2 separate regions of the Homo sapiens genome follow, and region 2 is linked to region 1. A link is an interaction called in ENCODE POLR2A ChIA-PET data of the cell type or tissue named here. Cell type or tissue: MCF 10A. All regions are shown on one strand.

Region 1 (4,000 bases):
GTCTGCGTCATCGAGATCATCGAGGTCTTCTTCATTGACTTCTTCTCTATCATTGCCCGCCGCCAGTGGCAGAAAGCCAAGGAGTGGTGGGCCTGGAAACAGGCTCCCCCATGTCCAGAAGCTCCCCGTAGCCCACAGGGCCAGGACAATCCAGCCCTGGATATAGACGATGACCTACCCACTTTCAACTCTGCTTTGCACCTGCCTCCAGCCCTAGGAACCCAAGTGCCCGGCACACCGCCCCCCAAATACAATACCTTGCGCTTGGAGAGGGCCTTTTCCAACCAGCTCACAGATACCCAGATGCTGGATGAGCTCTGAGGCAGGGTTGAGAAGACAGATCTAGTCAGGACCACCAGCCATGGTCTAAGGACATGGATCGGGTGCCCCCAGACGTGTGCACAGGGGACCCTCTGCCCCACTCTGGGCTTTTCAGATACTCTGACCAAAAAGCCTGCTTTAAACCGCAAGATGGGGCCTGGGCATGCGCAGGAGGAGCCATCGGGTACTACGCAGCAACACTCACAACTGTCCAGGCTGAGATAAATCCCGGGACCTGAACTATTAGCACGTCACTAGAGACTGGGAGCCGAGGCAGTGGTGCTGGCCCAAGTGAAGGCCAGAGTGAGGACTGATGCAGCTCTTTACGGGTCTTGAGAGGGAAGGACTCTTCCAAAGCCCCAAAGCCGAGGGTTTCACCCACACTGCCAGCCTGGGTTGGGGCCCAAGGATGTGACCTTGAGTGTCAAGGCTGGACAGCTACTGCCAGATGCCAAAGATAGGAGAAAGTGCCAGCCCTGAAGCTGGAGCCGTTTGTGAATAAACTGTTCTTCATCATTGACACTGGAGAAAGGTGTCCTCCATGCCCTCAGGCAGCAGAGAACTGGCCCAGAGCCCTTGGAGTGTTGGTGGAGATCAGAGTGCCGTGGTGGAGGTCTGGGACTATGTCAGAGTGTCCTCACTTTGGGGCATGGGTGGGTCCAGGAGATGGATTTAGTTATTCAATTTTGTGGATGAATAAATTGAGGCACAGAAAGATTAAGTTACCGGCCCAAGGTGACACAGTGAGGAGGTGGCAGAGCTAGGATTTGAACCCAGACAATCTGACTTCATGATTTTGCATCCAATTCGTGTCTGTGCCTTTTAAAGGGTGAGGTCTGTGTCACTTTGGGTGGGGAGGGGGAGCATGGTGGGCCATGCTCTGGGCAGCTGTTCCAAGACAGAGCTGACCCTTCCATTACCAATGGCCTGTCCCTCACCAACAAGCCAACTGCCACAGATGACCCACTTCATACCACATTCACATCTTTCCACCTGAAATGGCTAACAGGTATTAAATCCTTGGTTGGTGTTTAAAGCCAACCCAAGAACAGGGTGTTAGGTACTGTTTTAAGCACCTAGATAGGTTAGCATAGGGGACTGCAAATGGTGTTCCGCAAAGCAAATCCTGTTTTTGACCATGAACTAAGAATTTTATTTTATTTTATTTTTTATTTTTTGTAGAAATAGGATCTCACTATGTTGCCCAGGCTGTTCTTGAACTCCTGGCCTCAAATGATCTTCCCACTTCAGCCTCCCAAAGTGCAGGGATTACAGGCACAAGCCACCGTGCCCAGCCAAGAATTTTTATTTTTGCTTTTAAATAGCAAAAGAAGAAGATTCTGTGACTCATGAAAATGATATGAGATTCGAATTCCAGTGTCTATAAATAAAGTTTTATTGGTACACAGCCACATCCATTTGTTCAAGTTTTGTTTATGGCCATTCATGCACTACAGTGGCAGAGTTGAGTAGCTACAACCCAGACCTGCAAAGCCAGCAAACCCTAAAATATTTTCCCTCTGTCCCTTTACGGAAAACTGTGCTGACCCTTGGATGAGCACATTCAATGGGTATGATTATCCCATTTTGTGGATGAAGAGACTGAGGCATAAAAGATTAAGTTACTTGCCCAAGGTGACACAGCTAAGAGGTTGCAGAGCTAGGATTTGACCCCAGACAGTCTGACACCAGAGCTGGTGCCTTTTATCACTCCATTATTTTGCAGCCATTCTGGTCTGTACCTTTTAAGAGTGAGTCCGATGTCATTTTGGGTAGGAAGAGGGAGAGGCTAAATACCCTGGCTCTAGGGCTAAAGGAAGTCCTTCATCCATGGGTGGGGAAGGTCCACATTTCAGGACTAATCCCTTCATGAGAATGGCTGCTAGTAAGGGCAAGAGTCTTGGTAAAAGAGAGGGGCTGTAGGGACCCTGTCTGGACCTGGGCATCCCTGGTCCAACTCAACCCCAGGCCTGTGGCTAGAGTAAGCCTCTGCTCTATCTGGTGTTTCCACCAGACCTTATAGGGCAGGGCATTGCCAGGAGGCATGCCAGCCAGCAAGGAGGAGGTCATAGAGACCCCAGACTGGAGGGAGCTCCCCTGTGAAGTGGGCTCAGGAGCCAGGCCCATGCAGGTGAGGATTGGGCTACAGAGGCCGTGAGCCTGGCTTTCGTCCATGCTGGGCTCTGGCGGCTGTAGCCGGTGCCGACAGGGAACTTGCAGCTGATGTCTACCTGAGCACAGCACAGACAGGAGCTTCCTCCTCCTCCCCAATGGTGGGGACAGGAGGTGCCCTCAGATTCGTGGAATTGGCCAGCCTCTGCCTGATGGAGGAACACTTCTAGTAGGCTTGTCAAAGGCAAGGCCATGAGAATCCAAAGCCAACAGCCGCTCAACTCCCCCCAAGCACACGGGCGTGCACACCCAGCAAACTCCAGCTGTCTCCATTCTTGTTTGGCTCTTGCAGTGCCCAGCATCGTCTTCCCTCCTTCTCCACTTCACCCTTCCAGGCCAGCTGCAAATGTCAGCACCTCTGTAAAGTTTTCCCTGACCCTCTTCCCTTGCCCCAAGAAGTTGGAGCTTCCACCATTACACAACTTTCACCCATATATATATATAATATATATAAAATATATTATATTATATTTTATATATATTATATATTATATATATTATATATTATATATATATACGTATTTATATATTATATATATATATACGTATATATATATATGAAACAGGCAGGGTCTTGCCTCTGTTGCCCAGGCTGGAGCGCAGTGGCATGATCATAGCTGACTGCAGCCTTGACCTCCTGGGCTCAAGTGATCCTCCTGCCTCAGCCTCCTGAGTAGCTGGGATTACAGGTGCTTGTCACTACCCATGGCTCATATTTAAATTTTTTATAGAGACAAGATCTCACTATGTTGTCCAGGCTGGTCTTGAACTCCTGGACTTCAAACAATCATAGCTCACTGCAGCCTCAACCTCCTGGGCTAAAGCAATCCTCCTGCCTCAGCTTCCCAGGTAGCTGTAACTATAGAAGCACACAATTATGTCTGGCTAATTTTTTATTATTATTTTTTGTAGAGATGGGTTCCTGTTATGTTGCCCAGGCTAGTCTCAAACTCCTGGACTCAAGCTATTCTCCCGCCTCAGCCTCCCAAAGTACTGAGATTACAGGATGAGCCATGGTGCCTGGCCCTGTATACAATTTTTTATCCACATCTGCCTCTATCATTAGACTATGAGCTCTGCAAGGGCAGGAATTGTGTCTTATCTCCTTGTCCCTAGATGGGGACGGGACAGAGTACAGTGTTGGCATTTAGGAAAAGTTTGTGGCGCTTATAAAAACAGTGACAATACTAACAATGGCTAATATGCATTGAGCTCTTATGGTTTGCCAGGGATTCTGCTAAGCACTTCACACACATCAGCTTGTGTAATTCTAACAGCTCAGGAACTCATAAAGAAAGAAATGGAGGCCGGATGTGGTGGCTTACGCCTGTAATCCCAGCACTTTGGGAGGCCAGAGCGGGCAGATTGATTGAGCTCAGGAATTTGAGACCAGCCTGGGCAACATGGCAAAACCCCATCTCTACAAAAAATATGAAAAGGTATCTGGGCATGATGGTGGCGCACGCCTGTAGTCCCAGCAGCTACTCAGGACACTGAGGCAGGAGGA
Region 2 (4,000 bases), 210 kb after region 1:
CCTCCACATAATAAAGGCCATATATGAAAACCCACAGCTAACGTGATACCCATTGGTAAGAGATGGTAAGAACAGGAACAAGATAAGGATGCCTGCTTTTGCCACTCTATTCAACAAAGAACCAGAAGTCCTAGCCAGAGCAATTGGACAAAAAAAAAAAAAAAAAAAGAAAGAAAGAAAGAAAGAAAGAAAAGGCATCCAAATTGAAAACAAGAGTTATCTCTGTTCACAGATGACATTATTTTATGTGTAGAAAATCTTAATCCACAAAATACTTTTAGAGTTAATAAATTCAGGACAAGTGCAGAGTGGCTCATGCCTCTAATCCCAACACTTTGGGAGGCTAAGGTGGGAGGATCGCTTGAGCCTAGGAGTTTGAGACCAGCCTGGGCAACAAAGTAAGATCCTGTCTCTACAAAAAATGTTCAAAAATTAGCCAGGTGTGGTGGTGTGCACCCGTAGTCCCAGCTACTGGGGAGGCTGAGGTAGGAGAATTACCTGAGCCCAGGAAGTGGAGGCTGCAGTGAGCTGAGATTGCACCACTGCACTCCAGCCTGGGCGAAAGAGCAAAACTCTGTTGCAAAAAAGCAAACAAACAAACAAAAAAAAACCAGGCTAGGCGCGGCGGCTCACGCCTGTAATCACAGCAGTTTGGGAGGCCAAGATGTGGTGGTGGGCACCTGTAATCCCAGCTACTCGGGAGGCTGAGGCAGAGAATTGCTTGAACCCAGGAGGTGGAGGTTGCAGTGAGCTGAGATAGCGCCACTGCACTCTAGCCTGGGCAACAGAGAGAAACTCTGTCTCAAAAGAAAAAAAAAAAACAAAAAACAGCTAAACTGCTGAGGACTCTCCAATTTGTGTTTCTTCCAACCACCTACTGGATGTCACCATTAGGATGCGTCACTCTCACTTGGAATTTAAAAGCAGTCAGAATTGGAATTCATTGTTTTGCCACTGACCTCCCCAGACCTGCTTCCTCCAACTTCTGTGTTCCCGTCAGTAACATCTCCATTGAACCAGGATGAAAACTGCCCTCTGACTCTCTGTTCTTGTGGTCCATTCATCAGTTACCAGGTCCTAACAACTGTTTATTCTTCTTGAACTTCAACATTTCCATCACCATCCTCTACCAAAGGTTCTTACCTGTCTCCAGCATAGCCTCATCAGTTCACCCTCTAGACCACCACCAAATTCGTTATTTTTAAATGTTATTTTTAAAATTCAAGGCCTAGCACGGTGGCTCACACCTATAATCCCAGCACTTTGGGAGGCCGAGTGGGCAGAGCACTTGAGGCCAGGAGTTCGAGACCAGCCTGTGCAACATGGTGAAACCCTGTCTCTACTAAAAAATACAAAAATTAGCCGGGCATGGCAGCATGCACCTGCAGTCCCAGCTACTCCAGAGGCTGCAGCATGAGAATCACTTGAACTGGGGAGGCGGAGTTTGCAGTGAGCCCAGATCATGCCATTGTACTCCAGCCTGACCAACATAGTGAAACCCCATATCTACTAAAAATACAAAAAAAAAAATTAGCTGGGCATGGTGGCACATGCCTGTAATCCCAGCTACTCAGGAGGCTGAGGCAGGAGAATTGCTTGAACCCAGGAGGCGGAGGTTGCAGTGAGCCAAGATCATGCCACTGCACTTCAGCCTGGGTGACAGAGCAAGACTCTGTCTCAAAAAATAAAAAATAAAAAATAAAAAAAACCTGCTACAACTCAATAATAAAAAGGCAAATAACCTGTTTTTTTTTAATGGACAAAAGACCTGAATAGACATTTCGCAAAGGAAGATGCACAAATGGCCAATAAGCACGTGAAAAGTTCCTCAACATCCTTAGTCATCAGGGAAATGCAAATAAAAACCATGATGAGATACTACTACACACCCACCAGCATGGCTGAAATTAAAGAGAATGTCAACACCTAATTTTGGCAAGGATGTGGAACAACCAGAACTCTCACACACTATGTAGGAGTGGAAAAAGTACAACCACTTTGAGCAATGTGGTTGTTTCTTTTCTTTTTTTTTTTTTTTTTGAGATGGAGTCTCACTCTGTTGCCCAGGCTGGAGTGCAATGGTGCGATCTTGGCTCACTGCAACCTCCACCTCCCAGGTTCAAGCGATTCTCCTGCCTCAGCCTCCCGAGTAGCTGGGATTACAGGCATCTGCCACCATGGCCGGCTAATTTTTTGTATTTTTGGTAGAGACAGGCTTTCACCATGTTGGCCAGGCTGCTCTCGAACTCCTGACCTCAGGTGATCCGCCCACCTCGGCCTCCCAAAGTGCTGGGATTACAGGCATGAGCCACCACACCCAGCCATCTTTCTTTTTTTTGAGACAGGGTCTCACTCTGTCGCCCAGACTGGAGTGCAGTAGAGCAATCATGGCTCATTGAAGCCTCAACTTCCCAGGCTCAGGTGATCCTCCCACCTCAGCCTCCTGAGTTGCTGAGACTACAGGCATGTGCCACCACGCCCAACTAATTTTTGTATTTTCTGTAGAGACAAGATTTTGCCATATTGCCCAGGTGGGTCTCAAACTTCTGGGCTCAAGCAATCCTCCTGCCTTGGCCTCCCAAAGTGCTGAGATTACAGGTGTGAGCCACCACGCCTGGCTCGGCAGTTTCTTACAAACCTAAACATACACCTACGATTTGACCCTGCAATTCCACTCCTAGGTATTTACCCAAGAGATGGGAACATGTGTCTACAAAAAAAAAACCTACAGAACAATATTCAAAGCACCTTTATTCATAATTGCCCAACACTGGAAACATACCAAGTGTCTACCAATAAGAAGTGTCAACAGGCTGGGTGCAGTGGCTCACGCTTGTAATCCCAGCACCTTTGGGAGGCCGAGGTGGGCAGATCACCTGAGGTCAGGAGTTCGAGACCAGCCTGGCCAGCATGAAGAAACCCTATCTCTACTAAAAATACAAAAATTAGCTGGGCATGGTGGTGTGTGCCCGTAATCCCAGCTACTCATGGGGCTGAGGCAGGACAACCACTTGAACCTGGGAAGCGGAGGTTGCAGTGAGCCAAGATCGTGCCACTGTACTCCAGCCTCGGCAACAACAGCGAAACTCCGTCTCAAAAAAAAAAGTGTAAACAAACAGGTATATTCACACCATGTAACAGTATTCAGCAACAGAAAGGAACAAACTAGTGATACAAACAACACGAGCAAATCTCAAAAACACGCTGAGTGAAAGAAGCCTACAAAAGATGAAATGCTGTCTGATTCCATCTAGGTGAAATTCTAGAACACATTAAACTAACTTATGATGGAAAAAATCAGGGCAGTGGTTGCCTTAAGGGTGCTGGTGCACAGACCAACTGGGAAGGAGCATGAGGGAACTTTCCAGGGCGATGGTGATATGGATGTTCTGGATCCTGAAAGGGGATTAGGCTACCCAGGTATTTGTAGTTGTCAAATGAATGGGATGGCATATTTAAGATCACTATGGCTGGGTGCAGTGGTTCACTCCTGTAATCCCAGCACTTTGGGAGGCGTGCAGCCCAACAGTGGGAGGATCACTTGAGCCCAGGAGTTCAAGACCAGCTTGGGCAACATGGCAAAACCCTGTCTCCACAAAAAATACAAAAATTAGTTGGGTGTGGTGGCACGCACCTGTAGTCCCAGTACTCAGGAGGCTGAGAGGGGAGGATTACCTGAGCCCAGGGAGGTCAAGGCTGCAGTGAGCCATGATCATGCCACCGTACTCCAGTGGGGAAAACAGGGCAAGACCCTGTTTCAGAAAAAAAAAAAAAAAGATTGTATTTCACAATTTTACCTAAAAAAAATGTAAGTAAACATTGAACTCTAGTTAATAATATGTATGGTCTGAAGTGAATGAAGTTTGCAACTTACTCTGTTTTTTTTTTTTGAGATGGATTCTCGCTCTGTTGCCCAGGTTGGAGTGCAGTGGCACAATCTCGGCTCACAGCAACCTCCACCTCCCAGGTTCAAGCGATTCTCCTGCCTCAGCCTCCCAAG

Evidence for each region. Peaks named below come from ENCODE experiments on the same cell type or tissue, not always from the same donor. Only the 100,000 strongest peaks of a DNase experiment are listed, where the experiment ranks them.
Region 2: POLR2A ChIA-PET joins it to region 1 with 7 read pairs; 3 of 35 experiments call an interaction of 5 or more read pairs at or near these places.

Annotation. Positions count from the first base shown.
Region 1 is chr16:23,215,149-23,219,148 of GRCh38, forward strand. It overlaps SCNN1G (sodium channel epithelial 1 subunit gamma), which reads left to right. Exons shown (of 13, transcript NM_001039.4): 13 at 1-1,735. The coding sequence ends at 321. Among named protein-coding and RNA genes, the nearest start is that of SCNN1G, 34 kb to the left of the region's middle. In MCF 10A, no CTCF peak of the experiment used is centred here; no DNase peak of the experiment used is centred here.
Region 2 is chr16:23,426,670-23,430,669 of GRCh38, forward strand. The region is part of intron 6 of COG7 (component of oligomeric golgi complex 7); the gene reads right to left. Among named protein-coding and RNA genes, the nearest start is that of COG7, 25 kb to the right of the region's middle. In MCF 10A, no CTCF peak of the experiment used is centred here; a DNase peak (open chromatin) is centred at 1,882.